Linked DNA regions of Homo sapiens: region 2 is linked to region 1. Evidence: chromatin loops called from intact Hi-C (ENCODE). Cell type or tissue: K562. All regions are shown on one strand. Each heading gives the region's core, and the rest is flanking DNA. Links, peaks and the distances in the headings are about the cores only. Region 1 has its middle 48 kb from the start of AP5M1. Region 2 has its middle 87 kb from the start of EXOC5.

The links. Hi-C counts contacts between places; a loop is a spot of excess contacts. Peaks named below come from ENCODE experiments on the same cell type or tissue, not always from the same donor. Only the 100,000 strongest peaks of a DNase experiment are listed, where the experiment ranks them.
Region 2: it touches region 1 in a loop (2.8-fold over the local background); 2 of 110 quality-filtered maps call a loop at or near these places.

What each region holds. Positions count from the first base shown.
Region 1 is chr14:57,311,093-57,323,576 of GRCh38, forward strand. No RefSeq gene overlaps it. Among named protein-coding and RNA genes, the nearest start is that of AP5M1, 48 kb to the left of the region's middle. In K562, for the core only: a CTCF peak has its summit at 6,329 (motif pointing left); a DNase peak (open chromatin) is centred at 6,349.
Region 2 is chr14:57,175,681-57,188,164 of GRCh38, forward strand. No RefSeq gene overlaps it. Among named protein-coding and RNA genes, the nearest start is that of EXOC5, 87 kb to the right of the region's middle. In K562, for the core only: a CTCF peak has its summit at 7,317; no DNase peak of the experiment used is centred there; H3K27me3 peaks cover 384 bases.

The DNA of each region.
Region 1 (12,484 bases), core at 1,779-9,778:
ACCATGTAAGCCAGGATGGTCTCAATCTCATGACCTCGTGATCCGCCTGCCTCGGCCTCCCAAAGTGCTGGTATTAAGGCGTGAGCCACCGCGCCCGGCCATCTGCCCAGTACCCCACAGGTCGTTCCTAATTTTTAAAACGTAACCTTTTAGATTTTATTCATGCATATACAAGCAAATGGACAAATATGTCTCTATTTTCCTCTATTTTAACACAAAAAGTAGCACACTAGACATTGTTCCTCACCTTGATTTTTTTCACCTAAGAATATATATTGGCAGTCCTTTCCTAACAATGGATAGAGAGCTTCTTCACTCCTATATACAGCTGTACAGCATTGCAAGATCAATTCTGATCAGAGGCAGGGTGCGGTGGCTCACGCCTGTAATCCCAGCACTTTGGGAGGCCAAGGCGGGCAGATCACGAAGTCAGGAGATCGAGACCATCCTGGCTAACACGGTGAAACCCCGTCTCTACTAAAAAATACAAAAAATTAGCTGGGCGTGGTGGCAGGCGCCTGTAGTCCCAGCAACTCGGGAGGCTGAGGCAGGAGAATGGTGTGAACCCGGAAGGTGGAGCTTGCAGTGAGCCGAGATTGTGCCACTGCACTCCAGCCTGGGCGATGGAGTGAAACTCCGTCCCCCCCCCCCAAAAAAAAACAAAAAAATTCAATTCTGATTAGAAGCACTGTGAAAAAGCTGGCGGGTTTTGAGAAATGGAGTCAAAACTCTTTGTGAAAAAATAGTGTAACTCTTATGGCAAACAGCATATAGGATTTTTGGCCCACTTTTTTAGTAAGTCGGAATCTCCCATTTTTGCATCCTGCTAAGCCTAATATTTCCAGAGATGAATATCAATCTTTGGGGCTACATTTGCCATGACAATTGTGAATGGCCCTATATAATCTTGAAAAATGAATCCAGGGCAAATAGAAGACTATGGCACAGGTTGCAAACTGGAGACCTACAACTCAGCCTGCTTCACAAATACATTTTCTTTGGCCTGCACAGTATTTTTTTAAAAAAAGTTTAGCTACTTTTTAATGTTTAAAATGTTTTAATTGGGCTATTTCATATTAACATTTTAATATTTTGTTTTAATATCTTATTTTAAATTTTCATATTAAAAACACAGATTTCTGGTTTCCCTTGACAACTTGGATTGTTCATTTCCACAAAGCAGCAAGAGGTTGAAGTTCAATAGCGAGGACCCTCTTTAAATAGGGTATGCCCTGTTCAGTTCTCCACAGTTCCTGCTGCTTTCTGTGGTCCCTCAACTCTAAGGTCAAGGGCCTTCTGCCATATATTATGTCTCTTGCTCTATTGCTTCTCTTTATTTACACCCAGGTAGCTTCTATGGACATTTGACTGTGTGACATCAAGTTTATTATATTTGAATCCTGGGGGACTTTAACACCCCTTCAAAGGAGAGTTATTTTCACAAGACTATCTTGAAAATGCTCAGGGGGAAAAAAAAGTTTTTCTCTTTTTCATCTTAATTAGTTTTTTGGGTCGAATAGTAAAAGAAAAGAAGAAAAAAATTACTACAGCATGTAGAAATCTCAATACATAAAGTACCTAAGGAAGATTTTTCTTACTCATTCTAACAATTATTACACTATGTTTTTTCCATCTTTGATTTGACCTCAATCATGGGAAAATCAGCATCTTGAATTACTCAGTCTTTCCTAAGGCCAATTCTAAATTTCAGGTTAAAACTGAGTCCTGACAGTGATTCAATTTCATGACTCGAGGGAACATCTTTATATTCCCCATTGTTCCTAGCACAGTCCAGTCCATGGTAGGCCCTCTATAAAGACATATTGGATCACTATCTAAAGATGACAGGTTGAACATGTGCATGTCTTCTGTCAGCCTTAACAAAACACACAAAAATAACAGGAAAGGGTGTTTTTCTTTAAAAAAAAAAAAAAAAAAAAAAAACACAAGAGGCACCCTCACGCAGTGGCTCATGCCAGTAATCCCAGCACTTTGCGAGGCCGAGGCAGGTGAGTCACCCAAGGTCAGGAGACCCTCAGGTCAGGACAAATAGAAAACATAAGAGTATTTATTTAAAAACCAGAGGAGAAATACAGGAGATTCAACATCTGAATAATGGGATAACAGGGAAAATGGAAAGGGGAAAGGTAGAAATCACCAACAGAAAACGGTCATGAGAATTTTCCAAAGTTGATTAAGAACATGACTTTCTGCACTCAACGGGCCTGGTATGTGTCCAGTCCAATAAATAAAAACAGACTTATACGTGGCTCATAATTTTGAATTTCAGAACTCAGAGAACAATGAGAAGATCCACAAAGTTTCTAAAGGGAGAAAACGTTAGACATCAACAATCAAGATTCAGCATTGGATCAGACTTCTTAAGAGAGCACAGAAAACTAGAAGAAAGTTGAATAATGCTACAAAATTCTGAGGGAAAATAATTTATATTCTAGAATTCTAGGCCCAATCAAAATATCACTTAAATGAGACATTTAGAGATTCAAGTTCTCCAAAATTTTCTTCCCTATGTATTCTTTTCAATGAAACTTCTAAAGGAGGTCCTCCATTAAAAAAAAAAGAGAGAGAGAGAGAAAGCCAGTTAAAAAAAAAAACTTAGAATTCAATAGACCAATAGAGTGGGGATGGAGCCTACACATTTGAGAGGCAAAGGTAATCCCCAGCACAACAGTAATTACAGGTGCCAGTCCAGGTTGTATCAGAATCACAGTTCCAGCCTATGCTAGATCAGGCAAATCCATCACATTAACCATTAGCTTAATACAAAACATGGACTTCTTCAAACCCAATTTACAATATGATCACTAATATCCAGAAGGGTGGAAAGCTTTGGGAGTGGGTGTGGCGGGGAGGCATTTTTCACAAATCATGTATGCTTTTTGGAGACAGAATTAGTTCTTGTGTCATATTTTCCTATCCTCCATCTCCAATTTCCCCCCAAACCTATCAAGATCTATGTAACAGAAATGAAATATTAAATACCTTTTCTTTTTTAAACAAATTTTTAAATTTTAGAATCGTTTTTGACTCAGAAAAGTTGCAATAACAGTACAGAGTTCTCTTATTATACCCCTCACCCAGTTTCTCCTGGCTCATTTGTCACAACTAGGGAGCCAACACCAGTACATTACTATTAACGAAATTCCACAGTTTCTTCAGTTTCACTAATTTTTTTTTCTATTCCAGGGTCATATTTCCAGGATATCACATTATATATAGTCATCATGTCTTTTTAACCTCCTCTGTCTATGACAATTTCTCACATTCTCCTGGTTAGATGTTTTGTAGAATGTCTTTCAATTTGGGTTTGTCTATTTTTTTTTTAATCATGGTTAGTGTGTTATTCCATTCTCACACTGCTATAATGAAATACCCGAGATTGGGTGATTTATAAGAAAAGAGGTTTAATTGGCTCAGAGTTCCCCAGGCTGTACAGGAAGTGTGGCTGGGGAGGCCACAGGAAACTTAACGATCATGGCGGAAGGTGAAGGGGAAGCAGGCACGTCTTACGTGGCTGGGGCAGGAGGAAGAGAGAAGCGGGGAGGTGCCACACACTTTTGAACAACCAGATCTCATGAGAACTCTATCATGAGACAGCATGAGGGGGATGGTGCTAAACCATTAGAAATCACCCCAATGATCCAATCACCTCCCACCAGGCCCTACCTCCAGCACTGGAGATTACAATTCAGCATGAGATTTGGGTGGGGACACAGAGCCAAACCATGTCAGTTAGACTGGGGTTATGAGTATTTGGGAGGAAGACAATGAAGGTAAAGTGCCATTCTCATCATATCAAGAGAACATGCTATCAATATGACTTTTCACTGATGATGTGTTGGAGCCAGATGATACATTTCTCCGCTGTAGTTACTTATTTCCACTTTCCACATTCTGCTTTTCACAAGTAAGTCACCAAGCACAGCTCAAACTCAAGGGTTGGAGTGTTAAACTCTACCTACTTGAGGGGTGGTGTTGAGCTTCTCCTATTTGTTTGTTTATTCAAGCTTTGACTCATGAATATTTATTTTATACTTTGGGTTATAATTTAATACTACCTTATTTATTTTGTTGCCCAAGTTATTCCAGGTTTGTCCACTGGCAGCTTTAGTTTGGCTACTGTGTTCCTCTGACATGCCTCATTTTTTTTGTCTGTTTTTGTGCTTTGAGCACTTTCTTACCCTCTGGTTTTACAAGATGCTCTAGGTTCATGGTGTATATTCCCTGCATCAGCTCTATGATCAGTCATTTTTCTATGGAGCCTGGCTCCTTTAACTGGAGTCTATCATGTGCCTCTTCTTTATTGCTGTTATTTTTTTACGGCTTGACTCTTTCTGTAAAGTTAAGAGCTATTTGGAAGATCGGGGAAGGAGAAATATATTGATTTCTTTCTTCATGATTAATGTATAATTTATTTTAACATCTTAATCTAGCTTCCTACAAGACAGAGACAATATTAATTGTCACTTATCCTAGGTAAACATTACTAGAAGTTGAAATTTTCATTCTTAACCTTATTCCCTTAGAAATATTATTTAACTGGCAACTTAACAATCCATCCGAAGAATGCTAATCAGGTATTCTAAGAATTAGATTCTGTGTTGCTAAGTATCTTAAAGGCAAGGGCCACATAAACTTATAGGATAATTAATATTCTTAGACTTCACATTTTTATTAAGAATATCTAATAGACCAGCCTGACCAACATGGCAAAACCCTCTACTAAAAATACAAAAATTTGCCAGGCATGGTGGCAGGCGTCTTTAGTCCCAGCTACTTGAGAAGAGGCAGGAGAGTCGCTTGAACCTAGGAGGCAGAGGTTGCGGTGGGCTGAGATCGCACCATTGCACTCCAACCTGGATGACAAAGCAAGACCTTGTCTCAAAAAAAAAAAAAAAAAAATCTAACATACTTTACAAATTCGATACTCTGAGTCATTCAGTCGGTACACAGGTATTGTCATTTATTTTTTAACTTAAGGAAAAAAAAGATATCTTCATTCTACACATAAAATGAATGACCAAAACTAGGCCTAAACAATTACTTCATAAGGAGCAGTTAAGTTAAATTAATCTGAAATCTATGCTATGTAAATGCAAATTCAAAGTTAATTATATTTTTTCCCAAAAAGCTACATTTGCATTTACAGATACAGGGCTCAACTCAACTGTCTGTGTCAAATGACATAATCTGGTTATTAGACTTATGATGGGATTTAAACATTTTAGTGAGAGGAGAAAAATAAAATATTCTTTTGTTTAAATTAAGTTTGGAATTCAAAGGATTTGTTCATTTGGTTCTCCAAGTTTTAACTTTCAACATGAGAGAGTCTTGAAAGTAGTATCTTTGCTTCAAAGGCTTTTGCTTTCAAATTTAACTTTTACTTTGAAACTAACTGAAAGGGAACTAAGTGTATCAGAACCATACCTAATCCCCTAGAAGTCAGCATTGCATCGAGTTTATTAAAATTAAACACTCCTCTTTTTTCCTCTCCTTCCCAAACAGACATCTGGCAATAAAAAGCAAATCAGCTGAGCTAGGATAAAACAAGAAATGTTTTTCCTTCGCTAGTTCATTTGGAAAAGTCACTTTGCTAATTGAGAAAAATTTTAATGAATTTTACTTGTATTAAAATAAAGGTGATTGCTTCATGGCAACAATGTACTCATTTGAGAAAGTCATTACATTTATGTATTGTGTTGTCATGTAAATACTTTTGCCAAAATGTATTAACAAGAAATATAATATTATGGTTCATGGTTCATGTAATATCTGAAGAGAATAATTGTATAACTAATCAGTGAAAACAAAGCAAATGTTCCTCTTGGGTTTGTACAATAAAAATGGAATTAAAATTATTCAGGCTCAAAAATGCAAATATAACACATCTCCACCAGCAGAAAAATAAAATTTTAAAGGCAAAACTTGTATGTTCAATTCCTCTAAAAGTCTTAGTTTGATTCCCAAGCCTCATCAAAGTTCACTTCATGAATTTTTACAAAGTAATCAAATATTTCATTGTTTTAAAAACAATAAAATTATTATTCATTTTCCTGAACAAGCTCACTGATATTCAGAACACATTCTGGGGAAATTTAATGCTAATCAGTGCAGTGGCAGCAACCAAAATGGCACTTTAATGTATTAAACAGTAGCATAAGATTAAATTCACAGTAAACTTAACAGGAAATAGCCAATATCAATTTAAACACATGAAATCTTGGGAAACGGTAAAGATTAGAAATGACCTGAAGTAATAACCAAATTCTCTTGCAAAGTATAGGCCTTATATTAGACAACAGCACCCCCTACCGGAAGCTTGAGTCCGGGGAAGGGAATCTGTGAGGCTGGCAGGTGGAGCCACCATGGAATTCAAGTGCATCATCAGTCCTAGAATCATTTCTTTTCTATTGCATAACCACAAACTTCAGGTTCATCACCTAGAACTTTCATTATTCCCTCAACTGTAAGTGGGCCAGAAATTGATTCAGAATGTTTTATTAGTAAATATTTGGTATGTCTTTTTATTTAAGAAGGCTAAAATTCTGTGATAAATACCTGACATTAAAAAAAAAGAGATATCTGGTCATACAGTGATCTTGATTAGACTTCCTTGGAATTTCCCCACAGTGCTCAAAATTGTTTCTTTTCTTAGTAGATTATATATTTCTGAGGGTGCTTTGTTCTGATACCCCAACAAGCATGCATGGTGGCTATACTTACACATTTATATACAAATATTAATACATGCAAATACACACATACACACACATACCATATACACACAAGGTGCAACTATGATTCAAAGTGGAACATAGCAGTTTAGAAGCCTCAGTAAAATGGAAAGTCTTTGCCATCAGTTTACCTTCCAGTGTTCAGGTTTCTGGCTTTTTTCTATGATATTGTTTGGGTGAGTACACATCCTTAACAATCACTTACAAGAAGAAATATGAAAACTTCTGAGGGATGATAAAAGGCAGTCATCTGACAAACAGACTAGCCATATCTACAAAACACCCTCTTTAAAATATTAATATAAGCATAGGTGATCTTTAGACTGAAAAAAATACTAATATGAAATGCCCAACAGTGTTTTGAATGCAGCAATTAAATAAAGCAAATATCTAAACTGGGTTATGCCCTATAACTAAAGGAAACCTCAGTCACGCTGACTTGCTAAACGTGTACATGCCACAAGAGTAAGCACAGTGATCAGAGAAATAAACTGAAGAAAAAAATCAGGGGGGATCATTTTTTAACAGATGTTGCAGATCAGTAGAGAGAATGGAAGAGGAAAATAGAAGCAAGCCTGAAAACCAAATTGGGCTTGAAGAGCAATCCATATTACTATGAAAAAAGATGGGAACAGCTCTGAGCTTTGCATTTTACTTTATGAACACCCACCACCCACCTCCAGCACCAAATGCTTTAGTTTTGTGACTTTCATGTGAATGATTTTTATAAAAACACACCAAGGAGGCATAGTACCCAATGAAGGCAATCCGATCTCAGACCATGTTCATTCTCCTAGCCAAGTGAAAGGAGAAGCTTTCTTTTCCTTCCTCGAAAGTTTTAGAGTGCACAGAGGAGGCCAGAAGCAGCCAAATTGGAAGGCACTCTGTTTTTAACCCTCTTGCTTGAAATACAGAGTAAAATCATTTCAGAGAAAGGTTAAACATCTACTCAAAGTTGTCTACAGGTGGGAATGTTTGTTTCCTGAGGTTAGAAGCACATCATGGTCCAGGCGCAGTGGTCCATGCCTGTAATCCCAACACTTTGGGAGGCTGAGGCAAGCGGATCACTTGAGCTCAGAGTTCAAGACCAGCCTGGGCAACACGGCAAAACCCCATCTCTAGCAAAAATACAAAAAATTAGCCGGGAATGGTGGCATGCACCGGTGGTCCCAGCTACTCAGGAAGCTGAGGTGGGAGGACCGCTTGAACCCAGGAGGCAGAGGTTACAGTGAGCTGAGATCATGCCACTGTACTCTAGCCTGAGTGACAGAGTGAGACCCCATAAAAAGAAAAAGCAGCTTATGCATTCCTCAAAGAAACACAATCAAAAGTATTTGCAATTACAGGTATTTGAGGGGCAGCCACGTAGTAGTTGGAAAAAGCAGGGAGTCAGGACACAGGGGCCCAGAATCCTGTCCCAGTTTGGCCCCACTATGTGCCCCTGCATGTCATTCCACTGCTCTGTGCCTTTGTTTCTTCATCTATAAAGATGAAGACACTTGACTACATTTCCGTCTCAGTCTTTGATGACAAAGAAGTTTTAATGAGGATTTAGTGTTCAGACAAGACATGATCTAACAGTGTATAACAGTGCTTCATAAAATGATCATGGTGCAAAAAGGGAGAGGCTTCACAGGATCAAAGAACTATAGTTATGATGGATCTTCCCTGGATTCACTCATTCATTTATCCTTCCGTGGGTGTTTATTAAGGGTCTAGTATGTGTCAGACTTCAAACCAGGCAATATAATACAAATTTGAATAAGACTCACTGTCTTCTCTCAACGAACTCACAACTTAATGGGGAAGAAAGACAAATCTATCTGTATTCACAATACAGGGCAGGTAGTTCTCTACTAGCATATGCTAGAGTACTGGGGAGCATGTCTGGAGGATCTCAAGCAGGGAGGAAAGGGTGAAAGCTGTCACTAAGGAATGCTTGGAAGAGGCAACCACAAGCCTGACCTTAAAGCACGAACAGGTGTTAGCCAGGAAGAAAAAAGAAAGGAGGGGCATTTTAGGCAAAGGGAGCAGTCTTTGAACTAAAGACTGGACCAGGGAGAAATGTAGAAGATTCTGGCAACTTCAAGTAGTTCAGTGTGGCTTGACAGCAGGGTGTGTCCAGAGAAGCTCCTGCAGAGGGAGTGGGAGTGGAGGCTGAAGTACTGAAGGAAAAAGCTCATTCTACCCAGCATGGGGGTGGGGACAGCACAGAATAGACTGGAGGTTTTGAAGACTGTTGGCGAGAAGAGCAGAGTGGTAGAGCTTGTGATAATTATCTGTACCAAGGCCACAGCAGTGGAAATAGAGAGTTGGAAAAGAAATTGCAAAATGTTTATAAAATAGAATTAACATGTTCAGTGATTGATTGTGTTTGAGTGAGGGAGAGGGAGATGTTGAGGATGACTTACTTTCAGATTTCTGGCTTGGATGGCTGGTGCTGGGACCAGCAATGCAGGATGGAGATCGGACTGGGTGGAGAAAGATGCAGAATTCTGCCTGGGCCGGGGATTAATGAGACATTCAGATGAAGGTCTCTTTAGGGCTTCTGGAGGATAAAAGAGTTTAGAGAAAAGCAACAAATATTCCCAACACCCTTCATACCATCCATTAGCTTCTGAATAAGAACTCATTCTCATGACCACATCATGAAAATGTATCATTCTGGACCTCCTCCACTGTTCTTGCAGATCTAAACACAGCCTTCTGTCATCTTGCGCTGTCTCCTAAACTCCCAATCTCATACTCACACTTTACCTAATCTTCAACTTCATCCAGACTCCAGTTTGCAGGTTGCTGCTCATTTTCTCAGCCCACCAGGCTCCTTCCAGCTCTACTTTCTTCCCTATCTGGAGAAGGGAATCATATTTGGTCTTATTGTGATACCATCTAGAATCACATAGAAGAATCACATAGAAACGCATAGGAGACACTCATCCTGATCACACTGAATGATCTCTTAGACTCAGACCTCAATATTCACACAGTCCCTAACACATCCTCCCCCAAAAAACCAGAGTTTAGATGATGCTCCACTCACTTCCACACAACTACCTCTGCATTGTCCCAAACCAGGTATGGGTTTTGTTTTTTGTTTTTCTGAGATGGAGTTTCTTTCTTATTGCCCAGGCTGGAGTGCAATGGTGTGATCTCGGCTCACTGCAACCTCCACCTCCCGGGTTCAAGTGATTCTCGTACCTCAGCCTCCTGAGTAGCTGGGATTACAGGCATGTGCCACCACACCCACCTAATTTTTTGTATTTTTAGTAGAGATGGGGTTTCACCATGTTGGCCAGGCTGCTCTCAAACTCCTGACCTCAGGTGATCCACCTGCCTTGGCCTCTCAAAGTGCTGGGATTACAGGCATGAGCCACCACCAAGTATGTTTTAAAGTGGCCCGAGATTGGATTCCTGGGCCAAATCCTCTCCCTTTAGAAAATTCAGAAGCTGCCAGGGAAGATCACAATTTTAAAATGGCAGCTTCTCTGAGCCATTAGACAAGTCTCACAGTTGCTAGACTTGATGAGTTACTCCTTTTATTTTTTCAGTAAGTACTCAGTGAATATTTGTTAAGCAAATGGTATTTTCAGAGTATGTCTGTAGCCTTTAAAATTTGATTCTAGGCTGGGGATGGTGGCTTATGCCTGTAATCCCAGAGCACTTTGGGAAGCTGAGGCAGGAGGATCGCTTGAGCTCAGGAGTTCAAGACCAACCTGGGCAAGATGGTGAGAGCCCATCTCTATTTTTTTTTAATTATTCTCTAAATATTTTAATAATAAAATACTTAAACCTTTTAGCTGTCTGCTGAAATGCCAACCCAACAGGGATCATTGATAAATATGATGATAAAGAGAAATAAATGTACCCAGTTACCCCTGGAGAAAGTATCAGTATCCCCATATAATGAACGTGAACAGCCATCTGAGGAAGTAAACCAAGATGTCATTTACAAATATGTAACATAAACCCTTACAATTGGAACCCACACAATTCCAATCAAGATGACCTGGAAAGGGTGTTTAGAAAGGAAAATCTTCTGTAGCTAATTATATGGTACCAAGACTGGAGATGGACTGTATGAACTGTCCTGGAAAGAGAGTAACCTATCTGAATGACAAGGCTGCCTACACATTTAAATCATCTCTGATTCTGTCTGTTTGTAAACTTCTGATTTTCTTGCTAGCTGTTTGACTACAGAAGAGGATATATTGGTTGTACAGATGGAAATGCACCATCTTCCTGGCAGTTATATATCATATTGCCAATTAATAAATTTGTATTAATTCAGCCTTCTCTACTGGGTTTAGTTATGTGAGTTGCCATCTCCAAATCCTATGTAGATGGATACACATTCTGCAAACTCTTAAGGTTTGAAAGCCATAGAAAAGTAAATTCCACCTTGTGAAACCCTCTGGGACAAGGCTTGCTAAACCCTCCAGCCATATACCTGAATGTGACACCTACAGGGCAACTTCTGTAATATTTGAATGGCAACCCCAATGGATAGTCAACAAAATAGTTATTGACTTTGCTGCACATATGTGTGGTTGTCAGTAATCATAATAATTCCTATTTGTCCAATGGCTACCATGTGTCAAGAATAGCTCTAGGTCTAATCAAAAGTATGTAACATTTTTTCCTTTAAATCTATTTTGAGCAATTGATGCTCTCTTAAAAAAAAGAAAAACAATCTTATTTATAACAGTGAAAAACTGGAATCAGCCTAAACGTACAACATACAATAATAAAGAGGGATCTCAATTGGTGAAAACACATACATGAAAAGACTAAAGAGCTACACATCGAAAAGTTAACAGACAGAATCTGGTGTCTTTTTCATCATTGGCTTTGTTCTTTTATATATTTACATTTTTTTCTGCACTGAATATGTACTTTATAATTCAAAAGTTTTCATTCACTGCTAATTCACAAAAAGAAACTTCAAAATTATTATTTGTCTTCAGAGTCTTCTTTGGGTCTTATTTCAACGGAATGTGAGAGTTCTTTAAAAATTACATTGAATTATTAGATGAAGTACAATTAAATTGTCCCTTTGGTTTACTAAAGAGTTAATCTGCCATTATGCTTGCACATATTTGGCCTCTCATTCAAAGCAAACCCATAGAGCAATATCAGCCCAATTTTGCTTCATTACCATAGCAACATAATGATGACAAAAGCACACGGCTCCTTCCCTCCCTCTCACACATATGCCCTGTTACTGTTTCTCTTTCACCTATTTTCGTTCATCGCCATTTTCCTCCATCTATATATTTTTTATCCTTTTTCCTATACTGGCTTCCTTCTTCCCAAAAAGTTTATGTGTGGCAAAAAAAAAAAAAAAAAAAAAAAAAAAAAAAAAAGAGTGTATGTTACTAATCATAACACCCTCAATTTAAAATGCCAGTTGGTTTTTTCTGTTTTGTACTCTTCAAGACTCTTCCTAGTCAACCTTAGGTAAGGAACAGTTATATTTTTTCCTGGGAAACTTCTCTAATCAATACTTTTGAATACAAATAATTTCAATATTCAGAACTTAACTCAAATGAGCTTTTAGATGGGAGGAAAGAGTGCATACTGGGGGAGCCACTAGCAGTAACTGCATTTTATTGGGCTTCTTCCACTTCTCTTTTCTCGTCTTCACACACATAAACACAATAAATCCACTATTGATTCTGGTAGTGTGGAGAGATGGGACAGTAACAGGAGCATCACAGGTAAACACTTCA
Region 2 (12,484 bases), core at 2,583-10,582, 130 kb before region 1:
TCACCTGGAGCCGACCAACTCTGGAATCAGACATATGGTGGATTTGGGATGTTTGTTTCACTTGGTGCCTAGAGAAGGACAAGGAGGGACCCAGTCTTGTTATTTGCGAATGTAGCTAACAAAAATAAAGTTTGCAAAAGTGATTATAGAGTTTCCAGCATATTAGACAGGTATATTTTCGAAGTATAGATAACTGTATACAATGGAGATATATACATAAACATGCACATATGTAATACATTTTTTATGAGAAACAAACCCCATTTAAAAGTTGTATTTTTAAACGAATCACTTAAAATTCTCTTAATCACTCATTCTAATTCCTAATTCAAGAGCAGGAAGTCTCTCTTTTTAAAGTATAGTTCTGGAGACTGAATCACAGGAGTCAGAGTTGTGAAGTGATAGCTTCTTGTCTACAGCTGACTGACCTTCATATTTTTCCTCCAGTGCAGAATAATATAACAAATTTACCCGAAGAAATTCTTAGATTAGAAGTCAGCAAACCATGGCCCTTGGGCCAAAATCTAGCCCACTGCTTTTCTTTATAAATAATGTTTTACTGGGACACAGCCATTCTCCTTTATTTATATATTGTCTACAGCTACTTTTGCACTACAGTGACTGAGTTGAGCAGTTGTGACAGAGACCTTATGGCCCGCAAAACCTAATATATTTACTATCTGGCCTTTTATAGAAAAAGTTTGCTTATCCCTGTCCTAGATGAAAAATATGGGACACAGCTTGCAACATGGATTTTTATTATCAAAAAGAAGCTTCTTAGTAGGTCTACTCTAAGCCTAACGAAAACACTACACTTGATGTACGGAACTCAGGACACACTGTTCTAAACAGTTGATTTTTTATTCCTGTACTTTAAAGTCAAATCATTGAAAACTCAAACTTGAACTTAGATACTAAGATATTTTTACCAGTTTACTTTCTCCAGAGTGTACTCAAGTCATAAGATCAAATCATTCATTCTTTATTCCCACAGTCTCAGACTAGAAAGATTAATATTTTCCTGGTTGATTTAAATAATAAAAAATAAATGAAGAAAAGCAATTAACAGGTTAATATAAACCTTGGCTAGGCGCAGTAGCCTGTAATCCAAGTACTTTGGGAGGGTGAGGTGGGAGGATCATTTGAGCCCAGGAGTTCAAGATCAGCCTAGTCAACATGGTGAGGCCCAGTCTCTATGAAAAATTAAAAAATTAGCCAGGCATGGTGGTACACACCCGTAGTCCCAGCTACTCAGGAGGCTGAGGTGGGAAGATTGCTTGAGCCTGGGAAGTCAAGGCTGTAATGAGCCCTGGCCGTGCCACTGCATTCCAGCCTGGGTGACAGAGTGAGACTTCAACTTAAAAAAAACAAAAAACAAAAAAACTCCATTTCTTTGAAGGTGAAGATAAAATAATTGGGGAAATAAATAGTGATAAAATTGATTCTTCCTTAGAGGAAAAAAAAATACTGCTTTCGACTACTTTAAATAATTGCTCATTTAAATAGCATTTGGCTATGTAATAATGAGACAGTTTAATGGTTTCCAATCCATTCCAATCTCTCCTGGACACAAAATAATTTCAAAACATTCTCAATAAACAAAATGAAACACATCTTTACCTATGAACTTAAAGAGGGTAACAAGGAGGACTTCCTGAGGTTGAAGCATACTGGGGTTGAAGAAGCAAAGCTTGGGAAGTTACAAAAGCATGTGCTGGGCTCATGGCCATGAATAAAACCATCTCTGAAACTTTGGGCACATACAAAATCTGTCATCTTTTGAGTCCAATTTATGTTTGTTATTTTAACAAGGTATTTCTGTTTTTATTAATGCTAGACCATTGTTTGGATTACTTCTTTGTGTGGGGGAAGAGAAAAAAATGGTCAGCATCTCACCTATATAACTGACATGCTGCCTGACATTCATTGCTTCAAGGTACAGGTGGAAAAGGATTTGGGCTAATCAAAAGCAGTGACTCTTATCTCCACTGCTGTCTTGCTGTGTGATCTTGGACAAGCCATTTGCCTATTCTGTGCCTCAGGTTCCTCATCTGAAAAAAAGGAGATCATGAAAACCTCCCCAACCCACCATCATGTAAAGCTGCAACAAGAAAATGAGGTAGAGAATAAATTAAAGGTTTAATGAAAATTAGAACTTTTCTTTCAGAAGTATGTTACTTGTATTTGCAACTCAATTTAAAAATAACTTAAGCATTTTCTTACTTCTAGTTGTGCTAGCAGTCTAAATAGAGAAAGCCCTCATTAGTTCGAATATACCAGGATTGGCAATTGGGTCCTGTCTTCCCCCAGCTCTCATGCTCAGATGGGCCCGGGCAAAGTTCTTATGTTCCCTAGGATGAGGGTGAGGCCTCAGGGAAAAACTCTGGGAAGCAGGGACATAGAGAGTGGGACCCCACCTTCCAGGAGCCTCCCAGGCCAATCTCAGTACTGGCCAAAGAAAGGAGAGGCAATTATCTGGGAGAATTTTGGAATTGCTGTCATTGTCCTGTCAGTCCTAGACAGTCACCAGACCTAGAATTATTCCTATTGATAACATAAGCCAGAGTGAAAAAATCACCACAGGTGGTGCCAACCAAAGCTGGCAAAGGGATGGATTTAGATGGTTCATTTTTGGTACTCAGCAGCTAGTCGAACAAGCTTGCTCTGGCCCTTTTCTTGCAACCCTGTGACCCGTATTTTAGCCAATTTATTTTTTTCAGCCCCCACTTGTCACATTATAATGGGTAATGATGACAAAAGAAAGGCTTAAAATGGGGTAAAAGCCAGAGATCACTGTCTCTCTCCCTTAAATATTTGTTGGCGAGGAAATGAAAGAATCTAGCATTTTCACTTTACCATTAAAACTTTGATACAGGGCTTGTTACCACAGAGCAGAGTCTTGAGTTCATTATTAAATGAAGAGGGAAATCTTACTTAGTCTTGGACTTATCTCATAGAATCTTAGAGTTGAATAACATTCAGAAACTGCCTTTGAATTTGTGGGTCCTGAATATCTCTTTGTCTTATCAATTAGAACCTGAGAAACAATCTTTTAGGGCTCAAGAACGATAATAAAGTAAGAAAAGTGTTTTTCCTATGCTCCCTAATGTGACCAGTCAGATATTAATATCAGAGGGGTGATCATATGCAAAACAAGAAAACATACATTACTAGCTATTGCTAAAAAGTGCCATTTTACTCAGATCTCTAGCGCATTCTGAAAGCAGAAACTGACACAGAGCCCTACTTAGAGAGAGAATATGACCAGCAGTCCTTCAGATAGCCACTCCAGTGGGTAAAGAAAAAGTGATAGAAATGGAAATTTTAGCCTTCAGCACACTGGTACTATCCTCCTTCAGGCCACCAATATGCGTTATGATCAAAGGAAAGGCAATTTAAATTTGTTGGGCAGAATATTTTTTCCCAGCCTATGGGCAAGGCTGTTTTATTTGCTTGACCCTCTCTACTCCTAAAACTATTTATGGTCAGATATTACCAAACGTGTGAAGAGCCACAGAACAAAATTACATTTCTTTTAACCAAGGGTAGGGGAAATAAGTTAATTTCATGCTATTTCTTGAGGTCAGATAACAAAATGCACATTTACCCAGGAAGAGAAATCATAGGCTTTTCTTCCCAAAATTGTGAGTCCTGAAAGTAAAAGCAGCTGAACCCAGGAAGTTGATGAAACGACACTCTGAGAGAACCGCTCCTCAGATGGAGAATCCTATGGCAGCCAGTCAGGCTGCTTCCAGAGCACAGGGCATTGATCACAGCTCCTTCATTGGCCATTAGGGCTCTGGCAGGCAAGCTGCGTGTGGCTCTGTGCTGGATGTCCACTGCTGGGCCTCTGAAGGCTGCTGTGACAAGCCAACCCTTGGAGCCACCACACAGGACTGAGGGTCTTTGTGCACCTCTCGCCACATTTAAACATGATTCATTGTAAGAAAAAGGATGTGGTGAAAAGGTGGGATCAAATGGTTTGTGCCATTAAGAGGAAAGCAGACAACTGAGATGAGTACCAAGTGCTTTTGGGATATGGAGGAATTAATCCATGAACTTCAGAGCTGGAAGAGAGACCTGAGGGATCATGGAGTCAAACCCCTTTTTGCAATTGTGAGAACAAAGGTCCAGAGAGCTGCCTTGCCCACGATAGACAGCAAGCTGGTAGGAAGGCAGGACTAGAACACATGGCTCTGCACACAAGTCAGTCCTCTTTCTCCTAAGTTACATTGTCTCTAGTTCAGGGAGGTTAAAGTGGCTTTAAAAATAAAGGAAATGCTTTCCACGTGTATAACATTCTGATCAGAAATTAAACTCAACTAGGCAGGCTGTCCTGGTCTCTGTTCTTTACATGTCTAAACCTTGGAACTGAATCAAAATTATGACTCTATTGGTGGGAATGCCCAGGGCTGTTAATTATTAATATTCCTTACTGGGGGAAGAATTCAGCGATATTTCTCTTACCCGTTTTTGGTAATAAGAGAAATGTGGCTCTGTTCTGCCGGGCCCACAGGCAGCCAGACTGTATCTCCCTTGTTCCCTGAAAATCGCTGTTATCCTGTTCTTAAGGTGCCCAGATTTCGTATTGTTCAAACACACATGCTTTACGAACAATTTGTGCAGTTAACGCAATCATCACAGGGTCCTGAGATGACATACATCCTCAGCTTACGAAGATGATGGGATTAAGAGATTAAAGTAAAGACAGGCGTAGGAAATTATAAGAGTATCGATTGGGGAAGTGATAAATGTCCATGAAATCTTCACAACTTACGTTCTTCTGTCACAGCTTCAGCAGGTCCCTCTGTTCGGGGTCCCTGACTTCCCACAACAGGAATATAAACTGCTAAAGCCATCGTGGAAAACTGTATAGATATTCCTCAAAAAATTAAAAATAGAATTATCATGTGATCCAGCAATCCCAATGGACATTTACCCGAAAGATTTTAAATCAGTATGTGGAAGAGATGCCTGCATCCCATGTTCAGTGTAGCACTACTCACAACAGCCAAGTTATGGAATCAACCTAAGTGTCCATCAACAGATGAATGGTTAAAGAAAATGTGGCAGATATAGACAATGCAATGCTATTCAGCCTTAAAAAAGAGAAATGTTATCATTTGCAACAAAATAGATGAAATCGGAGAACATTATGCTAAATGAAAAGAGCCAGGCACAGAAAGCTAAATGCCACATGTTCTCACTTACACGTGGAGTCTAAAACAATCAAACTCATAGAAGCAGAGAGTAGAATGGTGGTTACCAGGGGTGAGGGGATGGGGGAAATGGGGAGCTGATGGTCAAAGGGTACAAAGCCTCAGTTAGATATGATGAATAAGTTCTTTTGAGATCTATTGCATAGTGTGGTGAACTTCAAAATTGCTGAGTAAATTTCAAATGTTCTCATCACAAAAGTAATAAGTATTTGAAGTGCTGGATATGTTACTTAGTTTCACTTAATGATTCCACATTGTATTCATAAATCACAACATCACTTTGTACTGCATAAATATATACAACTATAAATTAGATCCATTTATAATAAAAATAAATTAACTAACTTAAAAAAACATTTTTTTTGAAATACAGTCTCGCTCTGTCCCTCCCAGTTCAAGTTATTCTCCTGCCTCAGCTTCCCAAGTAGATGGGATTACAGGTGTGTGCCACCACTCCCAGCTAATTTTTGTATTTTTGGTAGAGACAGAGTTTCACCATGTTGGCCAGACTGGTCTCAAACTCCTGACCTCATGTGATCCGCCTGCCTCAGTCTCTCAAAGTGCTGGGATTACAGGCCTGAGCCACCATGCCTGGCCTAAAAAACAATTTATGACTCTAATCAAACCAGTCCTTTGTCACAGCCAACTATCTAGGTAAACAGGACCCACAGCTTCTTACTTCTTCTCTGGCATCCCAATCATCTTCCCACTCCTCAATGGATTCATTCGTGAACTACAGAATTCCAGACAATGCCTCATTTTACCCTCCTAATACTGTCTTCCTCTCCCTCTAATACCAACCAGGCTGAAAGTTTTGCCCCGGGATTCACTGGATTAAAAGAATCGAGGTAGACTCTAAGAAAAGACATAGTTTGCAAATTCAAGTAGTTTACAACTTTTTATCAGTATAGTAGACAGCAACCAATATATTTCAAATAAAGCTTAATTCCCCAAGGGGGTGACTATAATGAAGGTACCTGAGAGAACCCCCTGAAGGTCATCATCCCTACTTCTAAAGAACCAAAAGAAAACACAGGTGGCCACAGTTTCTAGATCAGTGCTTCTCAAACTTTAATAAGCATCAGCATCACCTGGACGGTTTGCTGAACACAGATAGCTGAGCCTTACCCTCATTGTTTGTAATTCAAGAGATCTGGGGTGGGGCCAGTGATTTATTTGCATTTCTAACACATTCTCTTGATGTTGGTGCTGATGTTGATGCTGATACTGCTTGGCCTGGGCATCATACTTTGAGAATCACTGCTGTTTCAGATCAACACTAGGAAAGCCTTGGAATGGGAAAATATAAACTCCTGTTTCCTCCTGAATTGTATTTACATGTCAGATTCCATCACGTAATATTGATGAACAACCGCAAATCCTAACAATAAAGCTCTTGCTTGAAGTTTGCTTTTGATTGATGCCTTGTAGACTCTCATATCCCCAGGGAGTTATATATCAAGAATGGGGTCCTTTAAGGGCTGAGAGATGAGTAGACTACAGCTAAGATGTTGATTCTAAGAGGAAACTCTGGTCCGACATCCTCAAAATCTACACAGCTCACTGTCTGATTATCACAAGCTAGAGTGACTTAATCTAGAACCCTACCTAAAGTGAGATCAACAAAACCCAGTAGCCCATACAAATCTGATGCCAGATTCTGGGGCAGAGCATCCAGTGGATGATGTTCCCAGAGGCTGGTGCCAATGACCCATGAGCTGTGACCTCAGGCAGGCTAGAGGATGATCTCAGTAATTCTGTTCTGAAATGCTGCATAGACCAGGAGCTGATGCCATAAAAATATCCCCAAATAGTCTAGCCTTTTTCATGTGCTTCTGAAGAACTTTAACAGTTCTTCCCCATGGGATGGGCCAATGAAGGGGGAGAAAAATCCCTTGCACAGCATGCTGTGGTTGACAGAGTAATTTTCATATGTGTTCTCATTCAATTCTTACAACTCTGTGAGTGGTAGTATTAGTATCATTCCCATTTTACAGATGAGGAAATGGAAATCCAATAAAGTTTGCCCAAGGTCAAAGAACCGAGATTCAAACCCAGGCCGCACAAGCTCGATGAATGATGCCACACTGCCTCTCAGAGGCCGAGGAACAGATGTACAACAGCAGCCCTGAGAAATGGTTCTGAACAAAAGTCAGGAGGGCAACCAATAAAACTCATTAAAATTCTTCATGCCAAGCAAAGTAACAAGACAACAGGGCAAGGGGCAAGCTGTTTGGCCAGCAAACGATAGAGAAGCAAACAAAAACAAGATATAACTGGAATGTTTTTTTTTTAAAAAAAAAAAAACAGACAGATGTTTACATAGTCATTTCACAATAACAGATTGAGACTTATTTCTCTGAGAGCACACTTAAAGGTTCTTACATAAACTATCCTGAGAGATCCTTAAGCAGAACACTCACCACTCTCCCAGAGGCATATTTTAATTCTCCATCTTGCTAATTTTTTTATTTTAGAGTTATCCAGGAAGAACAAGTGCTATAGGAACTAAAACTGCTTTAGTTGAAGGTGGTCAGCTTCCAGTGTTGGAAACTCAAAGAATAATTAAAAGAATTCTTATTGAGACAGATTTAAACATGTATTCATGGCTTGGAGCAGGGGGTCAGTCCTGTAATCCCAGCACTTTGGGAGGCTGAGGCAGGTGGACCACCTGAGGTCAGGAGTTTGAGACCAGCCTGGCCAACCTGGTGAAACCCCATCTCTACCAAAAATACAAAGATTAGCTGAGCATGGTGGTGGGTGCCTGTAATCCCAGCTATTCAGGAGGCTGAGGCAGGAGAATCACTTGAACCCAGGAGGCAGATGTTGCAGTGAGCCGAGATTGCACCATTGCACTCCAGCCTGGGCGACAGAATGAGACTCCCTCTCAAAAAAGAAAAAAAAATGTATTTATGAAGATGCACTTTTCTCATAAGCTGATTCTCCTCCTTGCTTCTTATCGCTATTATGTCCTGAGTCAGAGCCAGCCCTAGGCAAAACTGACAAATAAAAGTTTATTTTCAGCACTACCTCTCTTCCTAACCTCCACTTTCCCCATCTCCTATAAAAATCCCAGGTACTTCTTCCTACCTCCTTTTGGCTAAAGACTCAGTTTTCTTTCCTTCCCAATAAAAATCTGCCCTCCAGGAAGAATACGATGTTTTCCACACTCTAGACCAATGGATCCTAACTTTGGCTGCATATTAAAAATCACCTTAAAACAACAACAACAAAACAATGTCCAGGCTCCACCCTAAACTAGTTAAATCAGAATCTCTGACAGTGAAGCTCTAGCATCAGTATTTAAAAACAAACAAACAAAAACAACTCCTCTCCTCCAAGTGATTCTAACATGTAGCCAGGGTTGGAAATCACTATACATACATTCATGAGAAGGCTTATTATATTACTCTTTCCCAAAATATTTGTATTTTATATCATAACAAGCCTTAGTAGTGGGACATTTAGGCAGGCTACATGATCGACGAAGAAAAGAGGAAGAGTTAGAGAGAGAAGAGAAGACTCCTTTGTTGAAATTACTCCCTGCAGAGGTGGATGTCATCTTAATTAGTGAGCTTCATGGGTTCAGCAATGAGAAGGTCATTCAGACACCTGCATTTGGTTTAGAATCACTCTGTCTCATGGTTTCCCTTTCAGACACACCATCCTTTGACTGGTGTTCATGTTGGTGGCAAACAGATCCTTCAGTTATTTCTTTTTTCTCTCCATGATGACAGGTTTTTTTCCTTCTTAGGTCTGACCAAATCCCTGTCTATAACTTTCAGCATTCAGCTAAGGGAGCAAAGTGCCCTGATTTATTTAGCAGAGTAAATGCTTTGGAGATGCTTCCCAGGTCATTCTTTACAAAAGATGACCTGGGATGGCTGTCCTTTTCTTGACAAGCCTCATAGGATGGCAATTTGTTAGGATCACTGAGAAAGCAAGGTCTGGTTCTCAGTTTTGCAGGCTCTGAATCAGAGTTTTATTACTGCACCAGAGGGTGATCAGGCCCTCGTGAGCTGGCGCATACTAATCTACCACATAAATCATAACCCTGCCGTACTCAGTTTTACTGAGATCTTTGACTGTCAAATGGACTACTTCTCTTGGCCAGCCTAACACCTTAGCTTACAAAGTCAGGAGCTCTCTTTGTGAGAATAAGGATGGAGCAAAGGTACATATCAAAAAAGTGCCTCCACAAAATCTTCCAGAGGTCCCATCTAGAACTTCTAGGAAACCAGAGAATCCTACATTTTAGCTGTACTCACTGCACTCCCTTCTTCTTGCCTTTGAAACAGAGGTCTGCTTACTGAGAGTTAGGCTTCGAGAGTGGCAGAAAGAGCAATCCAAGAGGATACCTTCGTTGAAAGGAAATTGCCAAACAGAGTCAGTTATTCCATGTCTGATGCAGTCTCTTCAAACAGACCAGTGGTTCTTAAACTCTTCTGCACATTAGAATCACCTGGGAGCTTTCAAGAGTCCTGATACCTGGGCCACACCCCAAATCAATTGGATCAGAATCACCAGGGATGGGAGCCCGTGGCATCAATATCTTAGGGATGCTAAAAATACCACAGAAATGTGTTGCCCATGAACTCAGATTATGGTTTTTGCGGATTCGTTTTTAAACTACCACAGGTGATTCCAATAAAAAGCCAAATTTGTGAAACCACTGAATAGGTCTGTGCAAATGATTTGCATAGTCACAGTCAGATTCCATTCTCCCCCAGACAAGGCTGGAAATAAATCTTTACTGTCTTTTTCTATCTGCCATCCTAATTAGGGGGTTTCAAGGTAAGGAAGGTTTGTATTTATATTTATATGCCAGACACAGAAGAGGCCTGTATGTACTTTGTCTCCTTAGTTCTGGACACAGTCTTCTCATCCCGATTCATAGGACTGAGCTACTTTAAAGTACATGTGTCAACCACAACCCTCCAGTTCTCCTTAATCAGAAACTCTGAGATTGGATGCTGGGTATCTGAAGATTTTTTAAATTCCCCAAATGAGCTGATTCAAAACTAGGGCTAAGAATCTCTGAGCCAAGTAGATCACTGGCATTTGAGACATTTTGTGGCACTTGTCATAATATCATTCTTTATTCAAGGCCAGATTATAGGGTGGTTCAATCAGACAAATACCTGTGGCACTTATATATTAGAAATGCTCAAACAAACAAACAAACCAAAACAAAACAAAAACAAAAACCATGGAAATATATTGTCAGTGAACTCAGTTCTTTGTCTATGCATCCTAACACAAAGGACAAAATATAACATGGTTCCATTTCTACTAAAGTAGATCACCTTTCAGAAGAGATTAAAATGGAGAAGGGAAAAGAAAAGAAAACAGGCCGGGCGCGGTGGCTCACGCCTGTAATCCCAGCACTTTGGGAGGCCGAGGCGGGTGGATCACGAGGTCAGGAGACTGAGACCATCCTGGCTAACACGGTGAAACCCCGTCTCTACTAAAAATATCAAAAAATTAGCCGGGCGTGGTGGCGGGCGCCTGTAGTCCCAGCTACTCGGGAGGCTGAGGCAGGAGAATGGTGTGAACCCGGGAGGCGGAGCTTGCAGTGAGACGAGATCGCACCACTGCGCTCTAGCCTGGGCGACAGAGCAAGACTGCGTCTCAAAAAATAAAAATAAATAAATAAAAACAAAACAAAACAAAGCAAGACAAAACATCCTTGCCAGTATTGATCACTCCTCACTAAACAAATGTTGAACCATGATTTTCAACACACTTGGTGCTTGCATATCTCAATCCAGCCCTAATACCATGTCTTATTTTCAATGATGGTATTTGGATTGGTCATTCTGAGGGAGACCGTATGATAAAATAACAAAGCCAATAGCATTGCCATTTATTGAGCACTTGCTGTGCACCTGGTGGTAGGTGCTTACTGTAACTTCTTACTTACCATAGCTTCTTTCATAGAGGGGAAGCATTCATCCACTCATTCATTCAAGTATTGACTGCCTCCTATAGAAAAAGGCAGTAGATTATTTAATATTGCCAAGTACATAGGCTTTGGAATGAGACAGCATGGGTTTGATGCCTGCGCTGTGAGCTATTGGTTGTTACCTCTTCTGTAAAATATGGATAGCAGTAAGATTACCATAAATGAGTGACTCATTAAAGCACTGAATGCAATGTCTGATAACTATTCAGTAAAAGTAATAACATCAGAGATGGTCATTGCTCCTATGTGTACTATGTGCTAGACACATGCTGGGTGGTGGGTACCCTTATCTCATGAGCAAATTCAACCATCCGTTTGTTTATTCATCTATTTTAGTAAGTCATTCAGTCAACAAACCATTTTTTAATGCTGTGCTAGACTGTGAGAGCTCACTAGACTACAGGTAAGGAGCAGACAGACAGTAAACAAATCATGGAAACTAGAGGTGATGAGAGCTGCGTGGACGGGTGTGTGTGTGTGTGTGTGTGTGTGTGTGTGTGTCTGTGTGTGTGTAGTGCCCTGGCAGTGGAGAGGAAGGGGCCAGGACCTTGGGGAGGAGGCAGTAGCCAAAAGCTTCATGGAGACACTTGAGCAGTTTCTGGAAGGAATTGCTGCAGTGCGAGACCTGAGGGTGGGAAGTAGGTAGGAGAAGAGCATTCCAAGCAGAGGAAAAACCATGCAACAGTGTAGGTTTCTAGGATGATAGCCATCGCTGGCTGGAGAGAAAGGGCCTTGACTTTTCTCTGGATTTGGCAGTCTAAGGGGTTAGGATTTGATTTTTGAGCTGCAGATTTAGATCCAACTACTATACTCCTCTATATCCAATCTTCATTAAGATTTAATGAATTACCTATGTAGTCCTTATGAATTAATTGAGCAAAGCTGTAGGCAAGTAGTGTTTTCACTGTAGCAATCACTCAGTCATTTACTGGCAAGAAACTATGAGTACAAAGGCAAAAACAAAATTTGGTTTGAAGAACTATTTTGCAATGAATATATCAATAAAATTTTCCTACTATCTATCAGTTGGATTCATTAGCTTTTAAATATCAAATGCATGATTCTACAGCAAAACGGGCTTTTGAAATGTTAACAGAAAGAGGTATTATCAACATGCACTTATTAGGTTAGAATATATTCTAAACACAAAGGATCCCATCACTGGGGTTTTCATAGAAAGCTCTGCTGACGCAGCTTACAAAATACAGACCAAACCTGTAGCAGGTTGTGTCACTCACCCGACTCCAGAGGAACCCACTTTGAATGCTTCTACACACTCCTAGCAGCCAGAATGTCTCCT